Linked DNA regions of Homo sapiens: region 1 is linked to region 2. Evidence: chromatin loops called from intact Hi-C (ENCODE). Cell type or tissue: A673. All regions are shown on one strand. Each heading gives the region's core, and the rest is flanking DNA. Links, peaks and the distances in the headings are about the cores only.

The links. Hi-C counts contacts between places; a loop is a spot of excess contacts. Peaks named below come from ENCODE experiments on the same cell type or tissue, not always from the same donor. Only the 100,000 strongest peaks of a DNase experiment are listed, where the experiment ranks them.
Region 1: a loop joins it to region 2, with 4 times the contacts of the local background. A loop is called at or near these places in 3 of 110 quality-filtered maps.

What each region holds. Positions count from the first base shown.
Region 1 is chr17:30,485,309-30,501,650 of GRCh38, forward strand. It overlaps GOSR1 (golgi SNAP receptor complex member 1), which reads left to right. Exons shown (of 9, transcript NM_001007025.2): 5 at 4,818-4,909; 6 at 7,371-7,445. Among named protein-coding and RNA genes, the nearest start is that of GOSR1, 16 kb to the left of the region's middle. In A673, for the core only: no CTCF peak of the experiment used is centred there; no DNase peak of the experiment used is centred there; H3K27ac peaks cover 388 bases.
Region 2 is chr17:30,428,817-30,445,158 of GRCh38, forward strand. It overlaps CPD (carboxypeptidase D), which reads left to right. Exons shown (of 21, transcript NM_001304.5): 8 at 2,956-3,065; 9 at 10,159-10,261; 10 at 13,492-13,634; 11 at 14,986-15,155. Among named protein-coding and RNA genes, the nearest start is that of GOSR1, 40 kb to the right of the region's middle. In A673, for the core only: no CTCF peak of the experiment used is centred there; a DNase peak (open chromatin) is centred at 4,885.

The DNA.
Region 1 (16,342 bases), core at 5,579-13,578, 62 kb after region 2:
CAGGCTGGAGTGCAGTAGTACAGTCACAGCTCACTGCAGCCTCAACCTCCCAAGCTCAAACAAGCCTCCTACCTCAGCGTCCTGAGCATCTGGGACCACAAGCACATGCCACCACGCCTGGCTAATTTTTTAAAAGCTTTTGCAGAGACAGGTCCTTGCCATGTTTCCCAGGCTGGTCTCTAACTCCTGTGTTCACGAGGTTTTGCTATATTGCCCAGGCTGGTCTCTTAACTCCTGTGTTCACAGGTTTTTGCTATGTTGCCCAGGCTGTTCTCTTAACTCCTGTGTATGGGCAATCCACCCCCTCAGCCTTCCAAAGTGCTAGAATTATAGGCATGAGCCGCTGTACCCAGCCACAAATATTTTTAATATTGAGAAAAGTCAGCAACTATTTCTAATTTTAAAAACTGTTTTTAAAAGTAGGAATAGATGGCCGGGCGCAGTGGCTCGTGCCTGTAATCCCAGCACTTTGGGAGGCCAAGGCAGGTGGATCACCTGAGGTCAGGAGTTGGAGACCAGCCTGGCCAACATGGCGAAACCCTGTCTCTACTAAAAGTATAAAAATAAGCTGGGCATAGTGGTGGGCGCCTGTAATCCCAGCTACTTGTGAGGCTGAGGCAGGAGAAGCTTGAACCCAGGAGGCGGAGGTTGCAGTGAGCTGAGATTGCACCACTGCACTCCAGCCTAGGCTACAAGACTGAGACTCCATCTAAAAAAAAAAAAAAAAAAAAAGTAGGAATAGAAAGATACTTTAATACAAAAATGTATTATCGGGTTAAAAGCTAGCATTGTGTTTAAAGAGAAAGCAATAAAAACATTCCCATTGTATGAAACAAGACAAGGATACCCATGATCGCTACAAATGTATAACGTTGTTTTTTAAGTTCTTGATGGTGCAATTAGACAGTAAAAAGAAATGAAATGTATGCTGGGCATGGTGGCTCACACCTCTTATCCAAGCACTTTGGAGGTCTGAGGTGGGCGGATCATTTGAGGTCAGGAGTTGGAGACCAGCCTGGCCAGCAGGGTGAAACCCCTTCTCTACTAAAAATACAAAAATTAGCGGGGCGTGGTGGTGGGTGCCTGTTATCCCAGCTACTTGGGAGGCTGAGGCAGGAGAATAGCTTGAACATTGAACCTGGGAGGTGGAGGTTGCAGTGAGCCGAGATTGCACCACTGCACTCCAGCCTGGGCAACAGAGTGACTGTTTCAAAAAAAAAAAAAAAGATGTAAATATTGGAAAGGAAGAGGCAAAATTTCTGTGAGGTAGCAGGATAAAATTATATGTCTAGTACACGCAAGAAAATTACCTGATAAAAAGTTAGAAACAATTAAATTCAGTAAGATGGTAGATCACAAAATGAATACATAAAAGCAAATAGTTTTCCTATTATGATAGGAAATAAATGATAACCTGTTAGAAAATACAATGGAAGAAACTATAAAGCATTTATATATGAATTAAATAAGAAATGTGTAGGACTTGTATGTGCAGAATTCTACTGAGGGACATAGAACAAGATTTAAGTAAAGGAAAGAATCATTCTGTTTTTGGATAGGAAGACTTTCGTCTAAATTGCATGACATCCCAGTGGAAACAGCAGGGTTGTATCGTTGTTTGTTTAATTAAAAACAAATGACATAATGACACCAAAGTTCATTTGGAATCATAGACATACAAGAACAACCAAGAAAAACAACCTGAAAATGAAGATAAGTGGTAGAGGGTTCCTAGTTCTACCAGATCTTAAAACCTGTTAAAAAGCTGGAATAGTTAAGACAGTTTGATACTAGAGAAAAAAAATAAATAAATAAAAACAATTAAACAGAGTTTATATGTAGACCCAATTATGTTTGGAAATTTTTAGTTTCTGATAAAGATGTTGTTTAAAATCAGTGGGGCAAAGAGAAATTATAAAATAAATGGAACTATAACCATTGCTTAATTATTCAGAGATTTTAAAAAAACAATTCTATCTCAATCCTCACATCCAGAACAAATTCCAAATGGATCCAAGAAGGATAGAAAAAGAAACCATAAAGCAGAGGTGAAATTTGTAAACTTTGGAGCAGAAAGGACTTTCTAAATAAGACTTGATACTGGAAACCATAACGAATGGCTAATTTGCTTACTACACAGAGATATAATAGAAATAAGAAAAAGACAGTAGGAAAATGGACAAAGGATATAAAATTGCTTACAAAAAAATGAATGGCCAAAACTATAAAAACATTTTCAGCAGTATTTCCAAATAAAAATACAGAAATCTAAAAGAGGTGATTTTTCACATGTCAGATTAGCAAATGTTGAAACATTTATAACCCATTATTGGCAAGAGTAAAAATTTAAAAAGGGTACTCATATATTGCTGGTGGGAACATAAATTGATGTAATGTTTATAGAAGGCAGTTTAGCACTACCAGAATTTAAATGAATGTGAGATTCTTTGATCCAGTTATTCTTTTTTTTTTTTCTTGAGACGGAGTCTCGCTCTGTTGTCCAGGCTGGAGTATTGGAGTGCAATGGTGCGATCTCGGCTCACTGCAGCCTCCACGTCCTGGGTTCAAGCGATTCTTCTGCCTCGGCCTCCCGAGTAGCAGGAACTACAGGTGTGCGCCACCACGCCCAGCTAATTTTTGTATTTTTAGTAGAGATGGGGTTTCATCATATTGATCAAGCTGGTCTTGAACTCCTGATGTCATGATCCACCCACCTCGGCCTCCCAAAGTGCTGGGATTACAGGCATGAGCCACCGTACCCAGCCCTGATCCAATTATTCTATTGCTAGTCATTTACTCCTTTTTTTTTTTTTTAAGCTCTGTTGAACTTAATAGACATTTACTCTTTAAATATACTTTTTTTTTTTTTTTTTTGAGACAGAGTCTCACTCTGTCACCCAGGCTGGAGTGCAGTGGCGCGGTCTTGGCTCACTGCAACCTCTGCCTCCCGGGTTCACACCATTCTCCTGCCTCAGCCTCCCGAGTAGCTGGGACTCCAGGCGCTCGCCACCATGCCCGGCTATTTTTTTGTATTTTTAGTAGAGATGGGGTTTCACCGTGTTAGCCAGGATGGTCTCCATCTCCTGACCTCATGATCCGCCTGCCTTGGCCTCCCAAAGTGTTGGGATTACAGGCGTGAGCCACTGCGCCCAGCCTAAATATAGTTTTTTTTAAAATAAAAGAGTTCAGTTTAAAAAATATATGTAAGAATGTTTATTGGCAGTATTTTTTTTTTTTTTTTTTGAAACAGAGTCTCGCTCTGTTGCCTAGGCTGGAGTGCTGTGGTATGATCTCAACTCACTGTAACCTCTGCCTCCCAAGTTCAAGTGATTCTCCTGCCTCAAACTCCTGAGCAAAGTAGCTGGGACTACAGGTGCGTTCCACCACACCGGCTAAGTTTTGTGTTTTTAGTAGAGACGGGGTTTCGCCATGTTGGCCAAGCTGGTCTCGAACTCCTGACCTCTAGTGATCCGCCCACCTCAGCCTCCCAAAGTGCTGGGATTACAGGCATGAGCCACCCTGCCTAGTCTTGCAGTATTTTTAATAGCAAACAAAATGAAAACAACTAATGTGTTTATCAGTAGGGAATTTATTAAATTGTGATAGTCATAAGATAATATTCTATGCAGCTATTAAAAAGAATGATGTAGATTTCTTTTTCCTAATATGGAAAGATTGCTTGATACTTTATGAAGTACAAAAAGCAAGGTGTACATCAGAATGTATATTATGACTTACTTGGCAAAGTGAAAGAAATAATAGATAAGCTTGTATATGTAAAAACATATTTCCTGGCCAGGTGCAGTGGCTCACGCCTGTAATCCCAGCATTTTGGGAGGCCAGTGTGGGTGGAACTGTTGAGGTCAGGAGTTCAAGACCAGCCTGGCCAACATGGTGAAACTCCATCTCTATTAAAAATACAAAAATTAGCTGGATGTAGTGGCACGCTCCTATAGTCCCAGTACTAGGGAGGCCAAGGCACTAGAATCGCTTGAACCCAGGAAGTGGTGTTTGCAGTGAGCTGAGATGGCACCACTATACTCCAGCCTGAGCGACAGAGCAAGACTCTTGTCTCCAAAAAAAAAGAAAATAATAATTTCCTGGAAGAAAATACAAAATGATGGTAACAGTTATGAGGTATGGAGCAGAATGTTTTGTTTTCCTTTGTTTCACCTTTATTTCTTTTGGTGCTCTTTTAATATTCTCCTCCATGTTTATGTGTTACTTTTGTTTTTTAAAAGGTCAACAGGGACTCTGGGAGACAAGATTTTGATTTTCTTCTTTATCTACATCTCTGAATTTATGAAAAGTAATGAAGTACTTTTAACAGTGGTACAAAAATAGTAGAAAATGTTTAAAGATTATTTTGTTCCTTATAATTCTCTTGATTCTGTTCTTTTTTGTTTAGGAATTAAATTTTTTGTGAGAGCTCCAAAATGATGAAATTTGAAAATAAGCTCTATTAAGTATACTACTAAGTAAAAAGAGCCTCTCAAGTTTTCTCCTAGACTATTTGAAGTTATTTTATCTCAGAATTTTTTTCTTCTTAATTCTGCCTCGTAAGACAGAGTACTAGGAGGTACAAAGGATAGTGATTTAATGGCACTGTTTCCCTAGCACTGAATTATTTTCACTTGAAAGAAGTTGGTCACTCTTCAGGAAAGTAATTTTAAAGTTATTTTTACCTTTGGTTAATTTGATTTCTTAAATAGCAGTTTTCTTGACAAATTTACAGTGTGATGACGATACATAACTGGTTCAGTGAGATGAAAATCCATAATTAGCTTCTGTTGAGACTGGATGTTGATTTATTACAGGATTATACACATGAATTCCATAAAACCAAAGCAAACTTTATGGCAATACGGGAAAGGGAGAATCTTATGGGATCAGTACGAAAAGATATTGAGTAAGTTACTTTTTATATTATTTTGTAGAATATTTATTCAGATTTGGCTTTAGGATATGTTCACGGTTAATTGCAAATTGAGTGGCAGAACCGTGGTTGAGATTTTAGGGTTTCCAATTCCCATTTCACTGTCTTTTTAACATTGCTGCTACAATGTCATCCTAATCTACTTTTCCATTTTTATCTCATGCTTCCTCTTACTTTATCATTGGCTCCTGCCAACCTTGACTTTCCTGTCTTAATTCAAAGTCCAGCTTAGGTGGTTCTTCATGGTTCTCTGATCTCTTACCTCCCACCCTAAGAATTATAATGTTACTTTTATGATCCTCTGCAGATGTGTCAAAGAAAAAAAAATTCTTTAATTGTAACATTATCAGTAACTGAAGCTCCCTATGTTTCTCTTCCTGATTATCACCTATCCCCTGGCCCTCTCCCTTGTCCCAACAGTTACATATTACAAACAGTAATATGTACAAACTCACTCATAGCCTTATGTTAAATTATTTAAGGACTCCCAACATTCTCATACTGATCTCAATCTATAATTTTAAATATTTGTTTTTTTCTTCTGTCCCTTCACCTCACCTTTAATGATCTATTCTAGCATTTCATAGCATTTTTGGAAATTTTTTTACAACTGAACACTACTGACAAAGTTAAGTCCCATGGGCGTCTCATTGAAGCTGAAGATGTTCCAATTTGGAGCCATCTAATGATACCTGTCATCATCTCATTTGTGATAAATTATGTGATACATTTTATAAACTATGATACACATTTATGGTAAACTGTATATTATGTGTACTCTCGAAAACACTTTCCTAGAGATCCTTTATTTTATTGTAACAGTAACAGTTTCAACAGTAAGATTGTTGTAATATTTTTAGTCCTTCAGGACATTTAAGTCTTTTGTTTAATTTCCATGTAGTCCATTTATATATATGTTTTGAGGAATGCATTGGGAACCCATATAGGGGATGGTCTTTAATGTATAGACACTGAGCCCCCCCATAATTTGTGGGAATCACTAGAATGCAACCCATTGTAATAACTTGCTTTTTGAAAAATGGCCATAAAAGATATGTTCATCTATTCATTAAACTGTCTCCTGAGTATCAACTCTGAGTTAGTCACAGCAGAAGGTAGAAATGAAAAGACCGGCCAGGCGTGGTGGCTCCCGCCTGTAATCCCAGCACTTTGGGAGGCTGAGGCAGGTGGATCACTTGGGGCCAGGAGTTCAAGACCAGCCTGGCCAACATGGTGAAACCCCGTCTCTACTAAAAATAAAAAAATTAGCTGGGCGTAGTTGTAGGCATCTGTAATCCCAGCCACTCGGGAGGCTGAGGCAGGAGAATTGGTTTAACCTGGGATGTGGAGGTTGCAGTGAGCTGTGATCGTGCCACTGCACTCTAGCCTGGGTGACAGAGCAAGACTCTGTCTAAAAAAAAAAAGAAAGGAAAAGACCAATGTGGTCCTGTAGGAGTTTAGAATCTAGGTGCTAGAGGAAAGTATATGTAGTAGTTTACACAGTATTTTTTAATGTATTATATTTTTTTGGCCTCATAGCAATCTTTTGGTTAAGATAGAAATGATCAGTCTCATTTTACAAAACTAGGTATTGAGACACTTGTCTGAGGTGAAGTGGCTATGAAATGATTCAGTATAGATTTAAATCCAAGTCATCAGTCTCCTGAGTCCAATGTGTTCTTGGTTATATTATTCTGCTTTCCTTGGTGGTGGTTTCTCCTGTAGCACTGCCTTTCAGCCAGTATTTCAGTTTTAACAGCATGTTGGCTGCAGTGAGCCAACATTGTGCCACTGCATGCCAGTCTGGGTAACAAAGTAAGACTCTGTCTCCAAAAAAAAAAAATTGTTCCTGATACTTTATTATTAGTGGAAAACAGAAAAATTAAATTTTTGATAGTAGTGATAAGAGTAATTTTTTTGTCAACTTCAATACACTGAAGACCAAAATGGTTATCCTTAAGTGTGCCAAAATGAGCAAATCTTTAGCTTGATTTCAGTGTTCCTTAGGCTTCAGTTGGTGGACCACATATATTATTGTGAAAGAAAACATTTCATTTCAACAGCTTTCCCACCCTGTGTGCTGTGTACTAAATCAGTCCTAAGTTTTACTTCTACTTGGAGAAAAATGAAGATATCAGAGATAGGAGGTAAAGGAAAAGTAAGATTGTTTTGGTTGTTTGTTTCAGAATGTTGAGTTATTTTGGTGAAAAACAGTAAACTGTTGGGCCTAAATTAGAGATGCAGAGGCATTAATATTTATCTACCTAAAATAGATAACATTTTTCAGAGGGAAATGCAAAGGATTATGTACTTTCATTGTTCATTCAAAACTCTGGAGAGGCTCAATTTTTCTACTTTCAAGATCACTAGGGTCAGTCAATCTGATTTTGTATTCTCTGCCAAAAATGTTTTTAAATTTTCTCTTTTGTCCCAGGTCATATAAAAGTGGGTCTGGAGTAAACAACAGAAGAACTGAGCTATTTTTGAAAGAACATGACCACCTTCGAAAGTAGGTATTGAATGTATGTGCATTATGTGGTTTTCCACGTTTATTAATTCATTTACTTATGTAACCAACATTTTATGATGTTTATTATACTGAGTGCCTTGTCCATGCTAATTCATTTTATTCTCCTAATGACTCTTTTCAATAGAAAAGGAATTGCAACTGTTCCAACCATAATTAGGAAAGATCCTATGCTGTTGAATATTTCACATCACTTAATTGTTACCTTAATATGGTTGTTATTTTTTTTTTTTTTTCTCTGAGATGGAGTCTCGCTCCGTCACCCAGGCTGGAGTGCAGTGACTCAATCTCAGCTCACTGCAGCCGCTTGCCTCCCGGGTTCAAGCGATTCTCCTGCCTCAGCCTCCCAAGTAGCTGGGACTACAGGCGTGTGCCACCATGCCTGGCTAATTTTTTTGTATTTTTGGTAAAGATGGAGTTTCGCCATGTAGCCAGGATGGTCTCCATCTCCTGACCTCGTGATCCACCCACCTTGGCCTCCCAAATTGCTGGGATTACAGGCGTGAGCCACCACCGCACCCGGCCAGTGCATGTGCTAATTCTCTACAGAGAGAGACTGAGACAGGATGAAACTGAATGGAATAAGAGCTCCTGATGAATTAGATGAGTCGTAGAGACTGAAAAGATGGGCTTCGTCATTGCCCTCAGTATGATAACACAAGCTTCTAAATACTTCTCTTAAATCAATTTTTTTTTGTAATTACAAATACTTGCTAGGTAATAAAATAACATTAAAATTATCAGTAAAATATGTTTACAAAATAATGTGAAAAACTTTAGTTTTTCAGTGTTTTTGTATTTCATTTGCCAAGTGCTTTGAGGAAGAAGTGGCAAGATTTTTTTGAAATAACTTTAAATAACAAAAGCTAAATGCCTTTCATAGTGCTCATTTTAGAAAGTATGGATAGTTCAACAACACAAAAAGAAAATTGAAATGACACATTACTACAAATTCTGTAATATTTTTTACTCTTCAGTAGATTGCAAGCTTTTTCCCATATAATTTGATTTTTTGTTTTTTTAAAATAAATGGTGCATATATTCCATAATAAAGATAAACCATAAATTATGTAACCATTTCCCTAATGTTGGCCTTTTGGGTTATGTTCTGTTTTTACTATTATACACAGTAAAGCCTTTGTGTGTATCCGTCATGATTTCCTCATTCTAAATTCCTAAATCAGAATTGCAGGATTAAAGAACACACTCATTTGCAAAGTTTTTCTATAATATTGGCAAATTTCCAAGTTTGATATTTTGCAGTAGGGTCGGACCTTTTATGGCTAGAACTATGTTTAAGCTTTTGCTTCTTCATAAATATTGTTTTTTAATGTTAATGTAATTTTTTACTTGCTCCAAAAGCACATATTTTTGCCTGGAAAAAGAGTAAATCAGTTTTTGTAAATGAATGCCATACTTAAACACACACACACACACACACACAACTTTGTAATGAATTGTTTTTACCAGCTCTCCTTAATACTCTTTTTATATAAAAATAAATGCTGTTAGGTTTTAGCAATTTATGTTATGGATGACAAATTTCTTTTGCTATATGGTGGATAAAGTAACTTTCGTTTTTGGCTTCTCTTTCCCTGAGTCTGTCAGTCAGAAGAAAATACTGACTTTGAATTAGTGTCAAGCTTGTAACTACTTGTTTTTTGCTGGACTGTTGATACATTCTCATAGGGTTTTTAGTTGCTATTTAGATAATTTCTCTTTCTTTATGTAATTGTTCTTTTTCACTACTCCCTGATATTTTTCTTCTTGAAAAAGTATCTAGTTAATTTTGTATAGTTCTTCTCCCCACCCCAAGAATTTCTGCCTTTATAATCTTTTCTTTCTTTTTTCTTTAAGACAGAGTCTCACTCTGTTGCCCAGGCTGGAGTGTCGCGGTGTGATCTCAGCTCACTGTGCCCTCTGCCTCCTGGGTTCCAGCGGTTCTCCTGCCTCAGCCTCCTAGGTAGCTGGGACTACAGGCACCTGCCACTACACCCAGCTAACTTTTGTATTTTTAGTAGAGATGGGGTTTCACTCTGTTGGCCAGGCTGGTCTTGAACTCCTAACTTCAAGAGATCCACCCACCTCAGCCTCTGAAAGTGCTGGGATTACAGGCGTGAGGCAATGTGCCCAGACTTTTTTTTTTTTTTGACTTGAGGGTCTCACTCTGTCACCCATTGTTTCTCTCTTTGTATTTATTTTATACAAGATATATGGCTTTTTCTGGCCAACATGGTGAAAACCCATCTCTACTAAAAATACAAAAATTAGCCGGGTATGGTGGTGGGCACCTGTAATCCCAACTACTTGGGAGGCTGAGGCAGGAGAATTGCTTGAACCCGGGAGGCGGAGGTTGCAGTGAGCCAAGATCACGCTACTGCACTTCAGCCTGTGTGACAGAGCGAGACTCCGGCTCAAAAAAAAAAAAAAAAAAAAGACATGGCTGATTATATTCTTGCTGTCTTTATAGATGGAGAATTAAGGAGTAGAGACAGACAGACTATATTACCTCAAACATTGAAATGCCATAATTTATCCAGAATCATACATTCATTACTTGACCAGGCATATGATGCTTTTTCTCTAGAAGCATTTTGTCATTTTGAATAAAATACGTCTTCTGTATTTACCTTAATGAAGTTGACAACTTTCAGAGGTTTTCAGTGGTGAAGATAAACTTGAATAAGGAGATAACTTACACAAGCAGAAAAAGCCTCATCTCTTCTGGATTCCTTTAATGCCAGTGGTCATCACCAGGTGTAGATCAGTCACCTTTTACCCAGGCTGGGACCACCACCTTCTCATCTACAGGTGTGTCACCTTAGCAATCTTCTGCATCTCACTGTCAGCCAACACATTTTCTCCTTCCAAGCCTCTGCAGTCTCATGAGTTTGTCTGTATTTTTCTTCTTATAACCTACCTTGCTACCTTAGCCAGCCTGGATCTCATAGGAGATTAACTGAAATACTCCCAACATTGGGCCTTTCCTGTGCCCCTGTCTTCCTGCTGTACCCTGGCAAAATGCCAGCCCAATCCAGTCTGTTGTTCTACTTCTGTATGAGAGGGCTAAAGAAAAAGCAACTAGTCATACAGATTAACTCTGTTTTAAATTAACTATTAAATATTTTCAACCTCATCTGAGTACTCTGCCTTGCCTGATGCCTTTTGCTTGCCTAGCCCTGTTTAGTTCTCATTCTCTTCAAGAACTTTACCAAATCTTCTCCTTCCCCCTCTTGACCTTCCTGTCTCTTCACCTGATACAGAGGTTCTTAGCTTCCACTTCATTGAGATTTTTAAGGTTTTGATCTTTTCTATAAATTGACCTATAGGAGTATCCCTCTTTACCCCTTTCCTATAGTTGTTAAGGGATGGAATATTTGTCCTGAGAAGGCCAATACGTGCATTGGACACTTGTCTCTATCCCCATTTGCTGTGTAAGTATTTGACTCTTCAGCCATCCGGTACACTGTCTCTGGTTTACACCTGCTGTCTCTGTGTCAGCACTCATTCCCGCTTTAGCCCATTGACTTCTTCCCTCACAACACTACTGAACTTGCTGTCAATAGGCACATCAGTGATCTCCTGCATGCCAAGTCTCATGGACATTTTTCTTCATGTTGTTTGGCTGCTGCTCTGCCTGACTTGATATCATAGTCTCCTTTCCTTGAAACCCTAGGCTACTGTGGCACTACACTTTACTGATTCTCCACATACCTTTCTTACTTCTCTTTTGTTTTTTTCCTGAGTCCCTCCAGATGTGGCCTAGGAATCCTTTTAAACACAGTGTTCCAGGCAGAAATTAGTTGGAGTTAGTTCACAAGATGCAATTTATTTGCCATCCACCCTTGCATTTCAGCTCCATTATTTGTCCTTGACATGCTTGTCTATAAAAACACTTTCTCCTTCCCAGAGATGGCAGCTAACAATACCTAGCAAAGAGAAATGGGAATTTCATTCACAATGTCATAGGGAAAGCAATTGGTAAAATTATTTTACTGCCAAGGATAATAAGATTAGAGAGTTGAAGAAAGAGGCATGAATTCTGAAATTGTATAGAACCATCTAAAAGGTAAAGCTGAGGAGTTTTATCCATACTTAACAGGCTGTGACTGTTTTCATAGAAGTACTCTCTGATTTATGGGCATGTCATTGATTACAACTAGAATTGCAGATTGTGCACATTAAACACATCAGCTTAAAAATCCTTGACATTTTAAAAATACCTTTGGCAGAGTTTTAGAGTAGTCATGATATTTAAAATATTATCCTAATTTGTTGGTTTCCTAGAGTATATTTTCATTTAATCATATGTATGATAAGAACATACAGACTTCTTGCTGGGGGCATTGGCTCATGCCTGTAAAGCCTGTAATCTCCGCTACTCAGGAGGCTGAGTTGGGAGGATTGCTTGAGGCCAAGACTTTGAGATTGGTCTGGGCAACATAGCAAGACTCTGTCTCTGAAATAATAATAATAATAAAAATACTAAGTATATTTCTTGGTTTCTAGGGTTAATTTTTTTTCATCTTCCTCTCATTAATTTACCACTTTTATCTGACTAAGATACCTTAAGTTTCTTTATTCCTTGGATTGGTAGTATAGTGAAATGATTAGGGCAGGGCTTTGAAGCCAGAGAGTCCTGGGTTCAAATCCTGGTGTGGACTCTATCTTTTTGGGGTAAGAACCTTTAAATTCTCTGACTTTCCAGTGTCTTTTAAATGGGTGAAATAACCCTTACTTTATGGAATGTTGCAAAGATGAGAGAGGATGTATGTAAAATGTTAACCTATTACAGAGCTTGATATGGAGTAGACGAATTCTAAAATTACATTGAGCCATTTTGCCTATAGTGGTGTTAGAATAGAAAAGTATACTCATACATTAGAATTGTGCACCTAGAGCTAAGTGATTCCAGCCCTGTGGAACCCGTCAATGCCAGAATGGCATGTAGGACTAGATAGATGAATGTCACCTGACCCTGATTGTCTATTAAAACTCAATGTATGGCCAGATGCAGTGGCTCACGCCTGTAATTCCCGCGCTTTAGGAGGCCGAGGCAGGAGGATCACTTGAAGTCAGGAGTTCAAGACCACCTGGCCAACATGGTGAAACCCCATCTCTACCAAAAATACAAAAATAAGCCAGGTGTGGTGGCAGGCGCCTATAATCCCAGCTACACAGGAGGCTGAGGCAGGAGAATTGCTTGAACCTGGCAGGCAGAAGTTGCAGTGAGCTGAGATCGCGTTACTCCATGCCAGCATGGGTGACAGAGCAATACTCCATCTCCAAAAAAAAAAAAAAAATCAATTTATTTTTAAATTACTCTTATTAGTCATTAGTCTTATTATATATCAGTATAATGAACATTTTATTTATTCAAATCCTTTTTTTTTTTAGATGGAGATAATAAAATTTCAGTTGCATTCCACCTGTTTCTTCATGTGCATATCCGGATGCACATATAATTTGTTGGTACCAGTTTTGGTTGTTTTAACGAGCATTTGTTGAGCATCTATGATGTGGAAAGTATTGTGCTGGGTGCTGGAGATAGAGAAGTTGAGTAAAGCATAGTGGCATCATCCCTGTCCTCAGTGAGCTCAGCCAGGTGGGGTGGGGAGCAGAAAAGAAATGTGAATCGGTAGTTCCAGTGCAAAGTAATAAGTGCTTTATTATGATATGCAAAGGTTTGTGCGTACCCTAGAGGAGCACATGAAAGGGAGTCATTACTCTGCTGAAGCTTCTGAAAGGGCTTTAGAGAAGTCGAACATCTGATCTGGTTCTTGAGGAATGAGTAGGTGTTCTCCAAGTAGAGATAGAAAAAGATTGAAAAGTTGAAACTCAGACCTCATGACCATGCCTTTGTCTTCTCTTCTTAAATCCGTATCATTCCTCATACATTATTAAATGGATCTATTTTGAAACGTCACGCATTTACTCATAGTCCAAACCCTCTCCCAGGTTATAGGTCTCACTCTGGCACCTGAAGAGGACACACTGGGCAAAAGAAAGTGAGCAGTGGGGGGGCTCTGAGTGTCACCGGGGTCAGCCGAGGCTGCCATTCTTTTTCCTCATAAATCAGATTTACTGAGGTAGAATTTACTTACAGTAAAAATGTATCCATTTTAAGTTTACAGTTTGGTACGTTTTAACAAATATATAGACTCTTTTAACCGCCACCACAGTAAGACAGAGAACATTTCTATCACCCCAAAAAAGTTCCTTATGCCCCTTTTGAGTCAGTCCCCGTCCCTCAGTCCCGGGCAGCTGCTTACTGGCTTTCTATCACTATAGATTAGTTTTACCTTTTCCAGAATTTTATACAAATGAATTCATACAGTCTGCACTTATTTCACCTAGCATAGTGTTTCTAAGACTTATTCTTTTTCTTAAATGTCAGTAATTGATTTCTTTCAATAGCGGAATAACTTCCATTGTATGATATACCACGATTTCTTTATCCATTCAACCATTGTTGCACAGTTGGGTTATTTTCAGTTTTTGGCTATTAAAAACAAAATTATTATGAACATTCATAAACAAAACTTTGTGTGGTCACATGTTCTCATTCCTCTTTTTTTTTTTTTTTTTGAGACGGAGTCTCATTCTGTTACCCAGGCTGGAGTGCAGTGGCGCAATCTTGGCTCACTGCAACCTCCACCTCCTGGGTTCATGACATTCTCCTGCCTCAGCCTCCCAAGTAGCTGGAACTACAGGCGCATGCCACCACGCCCAGCTAATTTTTTGTATTTTTAGTAGAGACGGGGTTTCACGGTGTTAGCCAGGATGGTCTTGATCTCCTGACCTCGTGATCCACCCGCCTTGGCCTCCCAAAGTGCTGGGATTACAGGCGTGAGCCACTGTACCCTGCCGTTCTCATTTCTCTTGAGTAAATACTTGGAGTTGTATTGTTGAGTTGTATGGTAAGGATGTGTTCCAATTTATAAGAAAGTGTCAAACTTTTCCAAAGTGGTTATACCATTTTTGCATTCCTGTCAGTGGTGTGTGGGAGTTCAAATTGCTTTAAGCCCTTGCCAACACGCCTTTCTATTGTAACCATTTTAGTAGAAGTGTAATGGTTTTTATTGTGGTTTTGATTTGTATTTCTCTAAGGACTGGTGATGTTAAGCCTTCCTTCAAGTGCTTATTAACCATTCACGTATCTTCTTTTTTATTATTCACAACTCACAGGTTATTGTGACATTTGTATATCTTCTTTAGTAAGGGGGTCTGTTCAAGTCTTTTTGCCTTTTGTTGTGGGCTTTTTTCTATTGTGTTATAAGGGTTCTTTGTGTACTCTGGATGTAAGTCCTTTGTCAGATAAAGGTTTTGCAAGTATTTTCTCTGAGCCTGTGACTTCCTTTTCTTTTCATCTGGTGACTTTCAAAAGAGCCGAGGTTTTTAATTTTGATGAAATCTGGTTGATCAGTTTTTTCTTTCTGATTCATGTATTTTGGTCCTATTTAAGAAATCTTGGCTATCCTAAGGTTACAGATTTTTTTCTTTTGTTTTCTTTCAGGAGTTTTAGTTTTAGCTTTTTTGTTTGTTTGTTTGTTTTTAAACCTGCAGCCAACATCATACAGTTTTAGCTTTAACATTAGGTTTATAATCCACTTTGGCTTCACTTTTGTGTGTGGTGTAAGTTAAGGGTCAGGATTCATTTTTTTTTAAACACATGTATATTCCATTGTTTCAGTACCATTTGTTGAAAAGACTCTTTTCCTCTGTTTAATCTTTTCAAAGATGTTGACATCTTTCTAGAGAATTAATTGGACACTTGCTAGTTTATTTCTGAACTTTGTTCTGTTCTGTTGACCTACAGATCCATCCTTAGGCTAGTTGTACTCTGGTTACTGTAGCTTCATAATAAGTTTTGAAATGAGGTAGTGTATAAGTCTCCTAACTTTATCATGTATCTTCAAAGTTATTTTGACTCCTCTGGGTCCTATGCACTTCCATATAAATTTTAATATCACATTGTTTAAAAGCCTGCTGAAATTTCAAATAAGATTATATTGAATCTAGAGATCCATTTGGAGAGAATTGACATCTTAACAACTGTAAATCTTCCAATCCAGGAACAAGGTCTTATATGAAAATATACAAAGAACTCTTTTTTTTTTTTTTTTTGAGACGGAGTCTCGCTCTGTCGCCCAGGCTGGAGTGCAGTGGCGGGATCTCGGCTCACTGCAAGCTCCGCCTCCCGGGTTCACGCCATTCTCCTGCCTCAGCCTCCCAAGTAGCTGGGACTACAGGCGCCTGCCACGACGCCCGGCTAATTTTTTGTATTTTTAGTAGAGACGGGGTTTCACCGTTTTAGCCGGGATGGTCTCGATCTCCTGACCTCGTGATCCGCCCGCCTCGGCCTCCCAAAGTGCTGGGATTACAGGCGTGAGCCACCGCGCCCGGCCACAAAGAACTCTTAAAATTCAACAATTTTAAAGTGGAAAAAAGATCTGAACAGCCATCTTAACCAAGGAAGATATACAGATGATAAATTAAGCATGTGAAAAGATACTTAATGTAATTAAGTATCATTAGGGTACTGCAAAGTAAAACAACAGTAAGATACCACTGCACAACTGTTAGAATGGCTAAAATCCAAAACACTGACAACATTAGAAGGAACACTGAAGGAAGTGGAGTAACAGGAACTCTCACTCATTGCTGGTGTGAATGCAAAATGGTACAGCGACATTGGAAGACACTTACGCAGTTTTGTTTTCTTTTTCTTTTTTTTTTTTCCGAGACAGAGTCTAGCTGTGTCACCCAGGCTGGAGTGCAGTGGCGCGATCTCGGCTCACTGCATCCTCCGCCTCCCGGGTTTAAGCAGTTTTCTGCCTCAGCCTCCCAAGTAGCTGGGATTACAGGTGCGTGCCACC
Region 2 (16,342 bases), core at 386-8,385:
CTGTGAATATAAACAACTTTAAATGGGTGAATTGCATGGTATTTGAATTACATCAGTAAAACTACTAAAAAAAAAAAAGTGACAAGTATTAGCACCAGGGGCAATGGGGAAGAAATTTAGTTTCAACATTTACTGGAATATCCAGAAGTACCATAGTGGAGACTTCATGTCATATAGAGTAGCCTGCCATTTTAGAATGACAGTACATACTGATGGATATTTAGATTTAGGAGGTTAATTGAGATTCTCCAAAAATTGCTTTGAAAGATTGCCAATAGTAGAAAAAAGTACTTCTACAGTTGGTAATCATATATTGTTCTCAAAGAGTCAAATAAGAACTATGAAGTTATACCCTGGTTGGCAAAATAAATTTTTTGTTTTCTTTTATTATATTTTATGTGTTTAATGCTATGTTTGATAAAATTCACTTATTTAGAGCTTTAAAAATAGTCTCATAATAAATCACACATCATGTTGGCTAAATCTGGAAAGTTAATAATAGTTACATTCCAGTGAAAATAAGTCACAGATTTACAGATGTGGTGTCCAGACCTTGGCATGGTGAGAGGTAGGAATCTTCAGTCATGCAGACATTTTTCTTTCCATGACATATTTTGTTTTCTCATCTTAAAATCCTTATTTAAATGGAGTTTGAAATCTTGGCAAAGCAGTTTGAAGGAGAATTTCTTTGTTGCTGTACAGGAGTAAAAAATCCTCATAGAGTCCGCAGCTGGAGCTTGTGAATTAAGCTGATAAAAGACAGATTAAAAGAAAAAAGCATACAAATTTTATTTGATGTTTGTATGTGGCACAGGCAACAGGCAGTGGGGGAGTTCATAGGAAAGACGTGAAACCCTCAAAAAAGCAGTGTTAAGGACTTAGTGCTCTTATAACAAAGGGTAATACCTTGTGGAAAAGTGACTACACAAAGGAAGGGGTTTAGACTTCTAGGGGTAAAAAATTGTGGGAAAGTGACTAGGAAATATGCGGGGGAAACTAATGAAAGATGAGGGTTATTTTACTAAGGTTTGTTTGTGTCAACTCATCTTGGTGTTGACTATCCCATCTCTGATGGTACCAGGAAGGTGCCTTTCTCACGGGAAATTTATGCCCTAATTTTAGGCAGAAAGAGGGAGGGTAGATAGCCTTTCCTGCATCTGCTGTTTCTCAGTTGCCTTCAGCTCTAAATAATTAACATGCTAAAGAGTTATATTCTGGGGCAGAATGTTCTGATTCCTTTCCCTGCCATCTTTATAATTTAGAAGGATCTTGAAAGAAGATAGGGGAAAGCAATATTCTTTTTCATAAAATTTCAAAAATTTTGATACTAATTTTTTTATTGAGGTGAAGTTTACATAATTCCAGTGGCGTTTAGTGCATTCATAGTGTTTTGCAACCACCCCCTCTATCTTGTTCCAAAACATTTTTATCTCCGCAAAAGGATACCCCACACCCATTTAACAGTGACTCCCCTTTCCCTTCTCCCCTCAACCTCTGGTAACCACCAATCTTTGTTCTGTCTCTAGGGATTTACCTATTCTGGATATTTCATAGAAATGGAATCCTATAACATGTGACCTTTCGTGTCTGGCTTCTTTCATTTAGCATAGTGTTTTCAAGGTTCACTCATGTTGTGGCATATATCAGTACTTCATTCCTTTCTATGGTTGAATAATAGTACATTGTATATACATATGTATATATCAATATCACATTTGCTTTATCCATTTACGTACTGATGGACATTTGGGTTGTTTTGACTTTTTGACTACAATGAAAAATGCTTCTATGCCCATTGGCATTCAAATATCTATTTGAGTTCCTGTTTTCTTTTCCCCGTGCCCCCCTTGTTTTGAAACAGAGTCTCACTCTGTTACCCAGGCTGGAGTGTAAGTGGTGTGATCATGGCTCACTGCAGCCTCAAACTCCTGAGCTCAGGCAGTCCTCCCACCTCAGCCTCCCAAGTAGCTGGAACTGCAGGCATGCACCACCACACCTGGCTTATTTTTAATTTTTTGTAGAGACAGGGTCTCCCAGTGTTGCCCAGGCTGATCTTGAACTCTTGGGCTCAAGCAATCCACCTGCCTGCCTTGGCCTCCCAAAGTGCTGAGATTATAGGTGTGAACTACTGTACGCAGCCCCTGTATTCAGTTCTTTTGGGTGTACACTTAGGAGTGAAATTGTCATATGATAATTCCATGTTAAGCTTTTTGAGGAATTGCCAAACTGTTTTCCACAGAGGCTGGACTATTTTACATTCCCGCCAGCAATGTATGAGGTTCCAGTTTCTTCATATCCTCACCACCACTTATTATTTTCTATTTTTATTATTATAGCTGTCCTAGTGGGTGAGAAGTAGGACCTCATTTTGGTTTTGGTGTGCATTTCCACAATAACTAATGATGCCGAGGATCTTTTCATGAGCTTGTTGGCCATTTATCTATCTTCTTTGGAGAAATATCTGTTCAAGTCCTTTGTCCAATTTTTAATTGAGTTTTTGTCTTTGTTGTTAAGTTGTAAGAGTTTTTAAATACTGGACACTGGACCCTTATCAGGCTTGCAAAACATTTTCCCCCATTCTATAGGTTGTCTTTTCTCTTTCTTATGTTCTTGATGCATAAAAGTTTTTGATTTTGATGGAATCCCGTATATCTGTTTTTTTCTTTTGTTGCTAGTCCTTTCCGTATTGATGCTAATTATTTTTTTGAGGTAGACTGTTTGGTAGAAGTACTATAAATCTTTTTTTGTGGCTTTAGAAAATTAGCCATTTGAAAGATATCTTCTCACTTATTCACTTTGAATTGAAGAAATTAGTGTAATTTTCATTTCTGTTGAGGAAATTCTGCTTGGCAAATTTTATTGTTTTCTCTTCTCTGGCAGTATTCTGAAAAGCTTTATGTTAATAATCCATCTTGAAACAGACAACATGATACATTTTCCTCTTTTCCCTTATAGGTTCTTTGGTGGTTAACTACCCTTTTGATGATGATGAACAAGGACTTGCCACATATAGTAAATCACCAGATGATGCTGTGTTCCAACAAATAGCACTTTCTTATTCCAAGGTAGGCTTGTCTTTGAATATAAAATGTTACAAAATTAATTCTTTTATTTAAAAATATGCTTTAAAGTCCTGCAAGACTCAGGTCAAGTGCTTCCATAGTTAATAAAGCATGACTTTTTCAGCTGTTTCCGAAAAATAGCTTTTTCTCCTGTTTCCCACCTCACTTTTGAATACACTACATGTCTTTCTCCATTGGCCTTTTATCTATGGTTTTAGCACAGTACCTGGAACATATACATGTCAATTTATTTCATTTGACAAATAAGTTATAAGCCCAGTAAAGTAGGCCAAGATAAGGGCTTAATGAATTATAGCTCTGGAGCCAAATCTTGCCCACCACCTGTTTTTGTAAATAAAATTGTATTGACACACAGCCACAGCTATATTTTTATATATTGTGTGTGGCTGCTTTCTCCTTCAACATTTCAAAGTAAGTCAGTATAATTTACTATATTAACAAACTAAAGAAGGAAAATCCAGTGATCAAAGGGCAAAGTTGGGTAGTTTCAACAAAGACTTTTGCATCTAAAAAGTCTGAAATATTTGCTTTCTGGTTTTTTACAGGAAAAAATTGCCAAACTTTAGTCTAAGGTATTTAAGATCCTGTAGTTACATATAGCAAGGAAAAGCAGGCAGAAATTTCTGTATTTTCCAAACTTCCTATGATAAACATGGATTACTCTTACAATCGGGAATGTTAAAATGTGTGTGTGTGTGAAAATTTAATTTAAAAATCGTTCTTAGGACCAGGCTTGGTGGCTCATGCCTGAAATCGTAGCACTTTGGTAGGGCAAGGCAGGAGAATTGCTTGAGCTCTCAGGAGTTTGAGACCAGACTGGGCAACATAGCAAGAGCTTGCCTCTACTAAAAATAAAAAATAAAAAAAAAATTAGCCGGTTGTGGTGACATGCATTTGTTGTTCCAGCTACTTAGGAGGCTGAGGTGGGAGGATTGCTCTATCCCAGGAGATTGAGGTTGAAGTGAGCTTGATCACAATACTATACTCTAGCCTGGGTGACAAAGCTGAGACCCTGTCTCAAAAAAATAAAAATTGTCTTAGAAAACATGTTAAAAGTTGAGGCTTGTAAACTAAGCTTGTTAGTTTCAATGTTTGGTGTTACTACTGACTTAGTATTGTTATTGGTTATATTGGTACTATTATTGGTTATAGGTAATGAATATTATTACTGTAACTCTGCACTCTCCAGTCACAGTCCTCCATCCTTCCACTTTTCCCATTCCCTCATCCTCTGCAAATGAATCTTGTGAGATTGTTCAGAGTTTCTACTAGAGGAGTACAGCTGTTCATTTCACCTTAGAGAATTATTGCTTTCTGTTTGGACATATATGTTTTTTTGAAGTACATACGTGGAGTAATAAGAGAATGTATAGTGTCCCAACCATCAAAATAAAAATTAAATGGCTGGATTTTGCATATTTTCTCATCACATTCTATGCTCATTCTCATGATTTCTGCTTTTCGCCTTCATTTTGGCTTCTAGTTCCTTATCTTCTCTTTGTTTTCTTAGACCATTAACCCTTTTGATTTGATTTACCTTTCTCTGTAGGGTAGACCCATGGACATACCTTTTCAATGATTCTCCTAAGGGTCTTGTACACCCCTTTGACATAACTGCTTTGCCCTCCAGTCCTCAGTAATTACCATTATCTCTTTTCTCCATACCAATATTACAAGTACAGCCTAGAGTGGTCACACTGTCACGGCAATTTGCTATAGTCCATATGTGTGCTCTCCAACTTCAGCTGAACCCTCAGTCCTACATGGCAACATTTCCTGTTTAGCTACTTGACTCCCTGGCTCAGTTCCCACTATGGTGATTCAGAGCCTTTATCCTCTATCTGAGCCTCCTGTTCCAGCTCTATCCCTCTTATTCATAGTAGATCACTTTGCATTGAACTCAAGTAGAACTTTGAGTAATCTGATGTGAGTTCACTAAGATTCTGTCTTCTCAATTGTTTCTCATGTGTGTCTTAACAATATTCTCCTCCATTTCTTGATCCCACTGCATTCTGCCTCCTCGAATCTTGTGTCTTCATATCTTATTTTATAAATGAGGAAGGTGATAATTAAACTCCCCAGTCTTCACTCACAGCCTTTTTTCTCTTGGTCAATAAGCAGCTCCTCTAAAAATATTGTCTTCTGCTAACCTTAGTAAGCCCCCATGAAGCTACCATTCAAAGTTTCTTTATTTTTACTCTTCAAAACTTCTCAAAAGTAGATAGTCTTGGGAGACATCTGAGCAGCCAAAGACAATGATGGCTATGTGATAACCTATCTCCCAGGGTTTTTCTTTAAACAATATAAAACGACTTAAAAACTACCAAATTTTACACAAAACCACACTGTTGGCATCACAAAAGATCCTGAAACTGCAAAATAACTGTAAATTTTTTAAAAATCAAGAAGTCTCAGCATGATCTATCATGCACCTACCCCACCTTCGCCCCACCACAAGGCTTTGTGGTGAGGTAAAACAGACCAAGAAAACTTACGGAGAAGACAGAAGTGGGTGCCAGTGAAGGGCAGCTGTGAAGGTAATTTGGAATGACCACCATACATCACATATGCACTAAATCCAAAAATACTAAAAGAGTAACTGGGCAGATTAGAGCTCTGGAATACAGGGAAGAGATTTCAAAATGCACACAACTTAAAGGATCTGGTGTGATTTAATGGGATAAGTACAATTTAAAAGGAGAGGATGGTTACAGGGAGATCTTCCAAACTCATAGCTTCTGGAGAAGGAAAAAAAGAGGCAAAGATAGAAATGAAGAAGTGCTCCTTGGCAATTAGATGGTGAATGGGAAAAGGAAAAAGTGGGGAGAAATGTAAGGTTTTACAAGACAGAAAAGAACTTTAAAATCAGAAGATTCTCAGCTCCACCCTTACCACCAAGACAAATAAATAACCACACTGAGGTACCTGGATTTTGCTAGACCGACAGAAAAGTGTACCATTAAGCTAGGAATAATATTAAATGCCCAATATCATAAAAATAAAGAGGAAAATAAAGTCCATGGAAAATGATTGCAGAAAATTAGGAAATGAAACTTCACATATAGACACTAAGGAGACCCTACCATTAGCAAAAAATAATCGAGAAGCAGAAGAAAACTGTTCAGTTGGCATTCTAAACAGATTAAGTATACCCAAATATACGTTGAGAATATGAGAAACTACCTCAACTCAGATAGTCAAAAAATAAAAACAGAGGCCAGGAAACAAAAAACAGGGATAAATAAAATAAAGTTTATAGGACTCAGGAAAAAAATGGAAGAAAAAGACAAAATTATCTCTGAAATGAAGAATAAATGACAAAAGTTAGGGAACTCATACATCCAATTTCAAACTTACTACAAAGCTACAGTAATTAAGACAGTGTGGTACTGGCATAAAGACAGACATATAGATCAATGAAATAGAACTGAGAACCCAGGAATAAATTCTTATGTTGATGGTCAGTTGATTTTTTTTTTTAGAAAAGGATGCCAAGACAATTCAATAGGCAAAGAATAGATTTTTTAAATAAATGGTGCTGGGACAATTGGATATTTATATGCAAAAGAATAAACTAGATACCTTCCTCACACCACACCCCAAAATTAGCTTAAAATAGGTCATAAACCTAAATATAGGAACTAAAACTATAAAACTAAGAAAAAATAGGAATACATTTTTGTGATTTGGTCCTCCTCTAGATATGACATCGGAAGCACAAGTGACAAAAAAAGATTGATACATTGGACATAATCCAGATTTAAAACTTCTTTACTGCAAAAAAAAACTGTATTTGTTTCCTAGTTCTGCTGTAACAAAATTCCACAAACTGGGTGGTCTAAGACAACAGGAATTTATTGTCTCATAGTTTTGGAGGCCAGAAGTCCAAAATCACAGTGTTGGCAGGGCCATTCTCCCTCTGAAACTGTGGAAGAATCCTTCCTTGTTTCTCCCTAGTTTCTGGTGCTTTGCTGGCAACCATTGGCATTCCTTCACTTCTAGGTGCATCACTCCAACCCTTCATCATCACACGGCATTCTCCCTCTGTCTTCGTATCCCAGTTTCCCCTTTGTACAAGGACACCGTCATATTGGATTAGGGCCCATGCTAATCACCTTATTTTAACTTGATTACCTCTGTAAGGAACTTATTTTTAAATAAGATCACATTTTGAGGTACTGAGGGTTAGGACTTCAATATATTTTTGGAGGACACAACTCAATCCATAACATATAACATCCAGGAAGTAAAAAGACAACCCACAGAAGCTGGGCTTGGTGACACGTGCCTGTAGTCCCAGCTACTTGGGAGGCTGAGGCCGAAGGATTGCTTGAGCCCAAGAAGTAGAGGCTATCGTGAGCTATGATCATGCCACTGCACTCCAGCTTTGGTGACAGAAGGAGACCCCAGCCCCCAAAAAATAAATAAATAGATGACCCACAGAATAAGAGAAAATTTTTGTAAATCATATATTTTGATAAAGGTGTTATATCTAAAATATATAAAGAACTCTTATGGCTAAATAATAAAAAGACAAATCATCCAAGTGAAAAATAGGCAAAGGATCTGAATGGACATTTCTCTGAAGAAGAGAAAATGGCCAATAAGCACATGAAAAGATGCTCAATATTATTAGCCATTAGAGAAATGCAAGTCAATACCACAATGAGATACCTCTTGTTACCCACTAGAATGGCTGTAATTTTAAAAAATGGAAAATATGCATAGGCAAAGGTGGAAAAATTGAAACCTTACATACATTGCTGGTGGGGTGTAAAATGGTATAACTGCTTTGAAAAACAGTCTGGCAGTGCTTTAAAACATTAAATATAGAATTGTAATATGACCCAGCATTCCACTGCTAGGTATATACCCAAGAGAAATGGAAACATGTATTCACACAAAAACTTGTACATGAATATTTGTAGCAGCATTATTCATAATAGCCCCAAATGGAAGCAACCAAAATGTCCATCAACTGATGAATGGGTTAACAAACTGATAAGTAGACATACAAAATCATACAGTGGAATATTATTCAGCCATAAAAAGTAATGAAGTAATGATACACAGTACAACTTGAATGAACCTTAAAAACCTACTAAGTGAAAGAAGTCACAAGAGACTACATATTGTATGATTCAGTTTATATGTAATGTTCAGAGTAGGCAAACCCATAGAGACAGAAAGTAGATTGGTGGTTGCCTAGGGTTTGGAGTGGGGGTGGGGAGTAGGGGTTGGGGAAAAATGGAGAATGCTAATAGGTATAGAGTTTCTTTTTGGGGTGATGAAAATGTCCTAAAATTTATTATGGTGGGTGGTTATACAACTCTATGAATACTAAAAACCATTGAATTGTACACTTTAAATGGAGTCAATGTGTGGAATGTGAATTATATCTCAATAAAGTGGATTTTGAAAACCTAAAGAAGACTGAGGGGTGGAGGATCCATTCTGTATTCGTATATAAGTTAAAAAAATGAGATCTAAAAGTTATATACCAAGCCCGGTGTGATGGCTCACACCTGTAATCTCAACACTTTGGGAGGCCGAGGTGGGCAGATTCGTTGAGCCCAGGAGTTCGAGACCAGCCTGGGCAACATAGTCAAACCCCATCCCTACAAAAAATACAAAAATTAGCCAGGTGTGTGGGTGCATGCCTATAGTCCCAGCTCCTCAGGAGGGTGAGGTGGAAGGATCACTTGAGCGTGGGGAGATTGAGGCTGCAGTGAGCCTGTGTTTCCACTACTGCACTCTGAGCTGGGTGACAAACAAGACCCAGTTTCAAAACCAAAACAAAACCAAAACAAAACCAAAGCAAAAGAGCATGCATATAATTATTACAGTAATCTAAAATTATGGTTTTTATTTGATAAGAGAGTGATGGGATGATAAGCCTATAATTGGCATATTAAGTTTCTAGATGGGGATCGTTTATTTTATTTTGTTTTTGTTAGGACAGAGTCTTGCTTTGTCACCCAGGCTGTAGTGCAGTGGTGCAATCATGGTTTACTGCAGCCTCAACCTCCTGGGGTCAAGCTATTTTCCCATCTCAGCCTCCCAAGGAGCTGGTTCTACAGACATGTAGCACCATGTGTGGCTTTTTTTTTTTTTTTTTTTTTTTTGTAGAGATGAGGTCTCACTGTATTGCCCAGGCTGGTCTTGAACTTCTGAGCTCAAGCAGTTCTCCAACCTTGGCCTCCCAAAGTGTTGGGATTACAGGTGTGATCTTACCTGTCCCTGTTTATATATTTTAAATGGTTAATTCTCTGTGGTAGAAAAATGGGAAATTATTCTTTTTCTCTTCACACTTTCAGTACTTTTTTTCTGTTTCAAAAAGAGATAAATGAAGTTTTGACCATCTTTCAAAGCTCAATTTCTTCTAGGAAACTCCCCCTGCCACTCTCATCAGATGTAATCTTTCTCTCCTCTTGCTTTCAATGGCATGCATTTGTGTCTCCATGGCAGTTTTTCTTACCCTTCATTGAGTTATCAGTTGGACACCTACTGTATGCTAGATGCTGAGGACACAGAGACACAAACTGTTTCAAGGAATAGTGTATTGTCTTTAGGGAAGAGAAAGGTGCAACTAGTTGTAATAGGGTAAGATAATTGTACAGAGGGCAGTCAGAGCACAGAGGGGCCATCTTATTCCTGCTAGCAGTCAGGGAAAGCTGCTTGCTTTTATTGTGTGTGTATTATCTTTTTTGGACTTCAAGCTCCTTGAAAGCATGAAACGAAAGTATAAATATGAGCAGAAATTTTTTTTAGAGAGGGGTTCAGCTAGGTTTTATATTACTTGTAATTGCGAGTAATAAATGAAGTCAATATTTTCTTACGGAGCACATTGTATTTTGATTTTTAAAAATAGATAAGTTCAGATAGTGAAAAATCAAAATGGCATAAAAAGCTATACACTGAAAAGTCTCACTGCTCATAGCCCCACCCCACTCCCACCTCCACCCCTCACATACCCTGTTGGAAGCCACTTTTATTATTTTCCTGTATCTTTCCAGTATTTTTTTTTGATGGAGATACAAACAAATAGAAGTAAAGATTCTTTTTGTTTTTCCAGGAAAATTCCCAGATGTTTCAAGGTAGACCTTGCAAGAATATGTATCCTAATGAATATTTTCCTCATGGAATAACAAATGGAGCTAGTTGGTATAATGTGCCAGGTAAAGATTCTTTTATATCAAGGCCTTACAACTTGATGGCCTTTCTGCTTTCCTAGATGGTGCTTCTTGTTATTATCTTTTAGTTTTGAGGAATAATAATTATTTTTAAAACATGGTTTAAATAGTTTAAAATATTTAAATAATCTTTTCAACTACTTTTATGTTTGATGTACGTTGAGGGTTGAGTAAGAATAATGCACTAAAACTTGATTAAATGGTTACATTTTACTTCTGGCTATTAGAAAGAATCTTACATGTGCTAATAGAAGAGTGTAAGCTATATTTGAATTCTTTTTTTTCTTTACAACGTTACTTTCTTTTTTTTTTTTTCTTTTCTTTTTTTATTATACTTTAGGTTTTAGGGTACATGTGCACATTGTGCAGGTTAGTTACATATGTATACATGTGCCATGCTGGTGCGCTGCACCCACTAACTCGTCATCTAGCATTAGGTATATCTCCCAATGCTATCCCTCCCCCCTCCCCCCACCCCACCACAGTCCCCAGAGTGTGATATTCCCTTTCCTGTGTCCATGTGATCTCATTGTTCAATTCCCACCTATGAGTGAGAATATGCGGTGTTTGGTTTTTTGTTCTTGCGATAGTTTACTGAGAATGATGATTTCCAATTTCATCCATGTCCCTGCAAAGGACATGAACTCATCATTTTTTATGGCTGCATAGTATTCCATGGTGTATATGTGCCACATTTTCTTAATCCAGTCTATCATTGTTGGACATTTGGGTTGGTTCCAAGTCTTTGCTATTGTGAATAATGCCGCAATAAACATACGTGTGCATGTGTCTTTATAGCAGCATGATTTATAGTCATTTGGGTATATACCCAGTAATGGGATGGCTGGGTCAAATGGTATTTCTAGTTCTAGATCCCTGAGGAATCGCCACACTGACTTCCACAATGGTTGAACTAGTTTACAGTCCCACCAACAATGTAAAAGTGTTCCTATTTCTCCACATCCTCTCCTGCACCTGTTGTTTCCTGACTTTTTAATGATTGCCATTCTAACTGGTGTGAGATGGTATCTCATTGTGGTTTTGATTTGCATTTCTCTGATGGCCAGTGATGATGAGCATTTTTTCATGTGTTTTTTGGCTGCATAAATGTCTTCTTTTGAGAAGTGTCTGTTCATGTCCTTCGCCCACTTTTTGATGGGGTTGTTTGTTTTTTTCTTGTAAATTTGTTGGAGTTCATTGTAGATTCTGGATATTAGCCCTTTGTCAGATGAGTAGGTTGCGAAAATTTTCTCCCATTTTGTAGGTTGCCTGTTCACTCTGATGGTAGTTTCTTTTGCTGTGCAGAAGCTCTTTAGTTTAATTAGATCCCATTTGTCAATTTTGTCTTTTGTTGCCATTGCTTTTGGTGTTTTGGACATGAAGTCCTTGCCCATGCCTATGTCCTGAATGGTCATGCCTAGGTTTTCTTCTAGGGTTTTTATGGTTTTAGGTCTAACGTTTAAATCTTTAATCCATCTTGAATTGATTTTTGTATAAGGTATAAGGAAGGGATCCAGTTTCAGCTTTCTACATATGGCTAGCCAGTTTTCCCAGCACCATTTATTAAATAGGGAATCCTTTCCCCATTTCTTGTTTTTCTCAGGTTTGTCAAAGATCAGACAGTTGTAGGTATGTGGTGTTATTTCTGAGGGCTCTGTTCTGTTCCATTGATCTATATCTCTGTTTTGGTACCAGTACCATGCTGTTTTGGTTACTGTAGCCTTGTAGTAAAGTTTGAAGTCAGGTAGTGTGATGCCTCCAGCTTTGTTCTTTTGGCTTAGGATTGACTTGGCGATGCGGGCTCTTTTTTGGTTCCATATGAACTTTAAAGTAGTTTTTTCCAATTCTGTGAAGAAAGTCATTGGTAGCTTGATGGGGATGGCATTGAATCTGTAAATTACCTTGGGCAGTATGGCCATTTTCACAATATTGATTCTTCCTACCCATGAGCATGGAATGTTCTTCCATTTGTTTGTATCCTCTTTTATTTCCTTGAGCAGTGGTTTGTAGTTCTCCTTGAAGAGGTCCTTCACATCCCTTGTAAGTTGGATTCCTAGGTATTTTATTCTCTTTGAAGCAATTGTGAATGGGAGTTCACTCATGATTTGGCTCTCTGTTTGTCTGTTGTTGGTGTATAAGAATGCTTGTGATTTTTGTACATTGATTTTGTATCCTGAGACTTTGCTGAAGTTGCTTATCAGCTTAAGGAGATTTTGGGCTGAGACAATGGGGTTTTCTAGATATACAATCATGTCATCTGCAAACAGGGACAATTTGACTTCCTCTTTTCCTAATTGAATACCCTTTATTTCCTTCTCCTGCCTAATTGCCCTGGCCAGAACTTCCAACACTATGTTGAATAGGAGTGGTGAGAGAGGGCATCCCTGTCTTGTGCCAGTTTTCAAAGGGAATGCTTCCAGTTTTTGCCCATTCAGTATGATATTGGCTGTGGGTTTGTCATAGATAGCTCTTATTATTTTGAAATACGTCCCATCAATACCTAATTTATTGAGAGTTTTTAGCATGAAGAGTTGTTGAATTTTGTCAAAGGCTTTTTCTGCATCTATTGAGATAATCATGTGGTTTTTGTCTTTGGTTCTGTTTATATGCTGGATTACATTTATTGATTTGCGTATATTGAACCAGCCTTGCATCCCAGGGATGAAGCCCACTTGATCATGGTGGATAAGCTTTTTGATGTGCTGCTGGATTCAGTTTGCCAGTATTTTATTGAGGATTTTTGCATCAATGTTCATCAAGGATATTGGTCTAAAATTCTCTTTTTTTGTTGTGTCTCTGCCCGGCTTTGGTATCAGAATGATGCTGGCCTCATAAAATGAGTTAGGGAGGATTCCCTCTTTTTCTATTGATTGGAATAGTTTCAGAAGGAATGGTACCAGTTCCTCCTTGTACCTCTGGTAGAATTCGGCTGTAAATCCATCTGGTCCTGGACTCTTTTTGGTTGGTAAGCTATTGATTATTGCCACAATTTCAGCTCCTGTTATTGGTCTATTAAGAGATTCAACTTCTTCCACATGAAGGTATAGGTGTTTTGCTTGTATCGCAAGCATCAAAGTGCCCTCACATGAACACGTTAGCTTATCAATGCTGATAAGAGATAAATTTGGCTTTTTACTAGGAATGTTGCTTACCTTTTGGGATCTGAGCTGTTTAGAACTTCTTCAGAGTGACTAATTTTAATTTTTATCTTTTAGGAGGAATGCAGGACTGGAACTATTTACAAACAAATTGCTTTGAAGTGACTATTGAACTAGGTTGTGTGAAATATCCACTTGAGAAAGAGCTGCCAAACTTTTGGGAACAGAATCGAAGATCACTAATCCAGTTTATGAAACAGGTGACTATTCAGGAGTGAAGTATGAAATTTCTCCCGAGGGTGAAAAGATTTTTGTGCGTACACGTGGTTTTTGTGCAGTGATTTTGGAATACACTCTTTAAAATTTCAATTCATTTTAGTATATTTAACCAGTTTGTATATTCCAAGGTGTTTAATATATTTATCTAGAAAATTCGTGAATGGAAATGAGTTTATTTGTATATGTGAGGAAAAGTTGAAGAAAATGATTGAACAAGGTAGTGATATTTTGCTCTTAAGGGTTAGTGGTCACTTTTTACCCGTGTTTAAAAAAGACCAGCATAAATTGGATACACACCTAATCATTGGCCAAGTGATAGAAAGATGGGCTGTGGAGTGAATGTTTTTATTCTTTTTCTTGTTGCCAGTGATTTACTGTGAAATGATTAATTTCCTTTTGTTTGGATATGTGTGGTGGCCAGTAGGTAAAGATTATAAGAAATATACTAATGTTAATTAGGATAATCAGACTAATACTTTCTGCCAGTACATTTCTGCATTTTTCTTTTTCCTGAGTGGTGTGACATAAAGTCTGTGAGTTTTTTTTACTATATTTAAAGACATTTTATTCTGAAAAATTTTAAATATACAGAAAAGTTATGACTAGCCAATAATTATTCCTATACCTAGATTTAACATTTTTAACATTTTGTTATATTTGCTTTATTTTAATGTAAATTTTATTTACACACTCACATACACATACATATTTTTGACTGAACTATTGTAATATAAATTGCAGGTATGGTATTTTACCCCTAAATATTTCAGCATCTATCTCCTAAAAATAAGGAGCTACTACATACTATCTCTAAGTGCTACTGTCCTACCCAAGAAAATTAACAGTAATTCCCTAATATTACCTAATACTTAGTTTATATTTAAATGTCCATATTTGTCCCCAAAATGTAATTTTACAGCTGTATTTTATGACCAGGATCTAGTCAAGTTTCATGCATTGCATTGGATTATTATATCTCTTTACTATTCTTTGAACTATAAGAGTCCTTCTGTTTTTAAAAAATGCCATTTCCTTTTGAAAAGGCCAGGTCTGTTTTCTTGTAGAATGTCATATATTCTGAAATCATCAGAATGTGCTAAAGTTTAAACAGTGTTATTTATATTCTTCATGATAAAGAGAAACAAAGCCTATGAAAAATTAGCCTTCAGAAATATTTTAATGAACATTTACATTGAACTTTACTCTGAACTCCTAAATTCCTGTTTGTTCCATTTATTTGTGTTGACAATCTGTTATTTTGAATATGACCTCCCAAGATAATTAGATGATGATGTTTATTATTGAAATCTGGTGTCCTTGTACTTAATCCAGGTTCATCAGGGCGTCAGAGGATTTGTTCTAGATGCCACAGATGGCAGGGGTATATTAAATGCCACCATTAGTGTTGCTGAGATTAATCACCCAGTGACTACTTACAAAACTGGAGATTACTGGCGTCTCTTGGTTCCAGGAACTTATAAAATCACAGCATCTGCTCGAGGGTGAGTGACTGAATGCTTTGAAATAGAGTGCTCGGAGGACAAACATGGCTCCATTCTGGAGGATTATTACTAGAACGTTCTAGAGAGCCTGTTAAGCAACTTTGAATGGATTGCTGCGAAGTTTAGGGCTGGTTATACCTTTGACTCTCCTTTAGTGGCAGATAGAGTACACGAAAAAAAAAAAAAGGAAAGATTCCTGGGGTAAATATTCTAGTTATTGCTTAGTTGACTCATTGTGACATGCTTCCAACCTGGACATTAAACAAGACATTTTAGAATACACATCAAATCCTGATCCTCATGGCCTTAGGTTTTTTATTTAAAAGGAGAGTTAGGCTGAAGTAATTCTACAGTCAGTTCCAATTCATAGTAGAATTTATTGGAAATGTGTTCAAGATAGTTTTTCCTTTAAAGGAGTAACAGAAGTGTTAGTTGATGAAGCACAAAGAACATAGAAAATGCATAGAAAGAACATTTCTCGTTCTTTTAATTTGCTAAATACAGGTAAGCCCAAAGCAATGCAGTCTATTTAACATGCTAGTAACTTTTTTTTTTTTTTTTTTTTTTTTTTGAGACAGAGCTTCTCTCTATCGCCCAGGCTGGAGTGCATGGCACTATCTCAGCTGCCTGCAACTTCTGCCTCCTGGGTTCAAGGGATGCTTGTGCCTCAGCCTCCCAAGTAGTTGATATTACTGGTGTGTGCCACCACACCCGACTAATTTTTGTATTTTTAGTAGAGACAGGGTTTCTCTTGTAGTTTTCTTTTTTATCTTTTGATAAGTATAGATGTTACCACAGGATATTTTCCCTTCCTCCTGCTAGCTAACTTATTTCTGAAGAGTTAGTTTGAATACCCATTGAAGTAAGGGTAAAATATGAAAGCATTTTAGTCGTTGCCTTTGTTTTTTAATGGTTTTCAGATATCTAGTGGTCCGTAAATGAATGGGTTAGAACCTCACACTAATGAGTAATGAGGTCTTTTCTGTGATTCTTCCATTTTTGGCAGAGTGTTAACTAAAGCAGCAGGGGATCCGAGAAACAGGGTGAGAAGGATGTGTTTGGCAGAGAATGTCATAACCTAGCACCTCTGCAACTTTCCCACCCGTATACCCTGATAGAAGACAAGTGAATTTAAGTTCCAGGAGACATGGGAGTATCCACTACAAGCACTAAATTTCTTTTGAAGC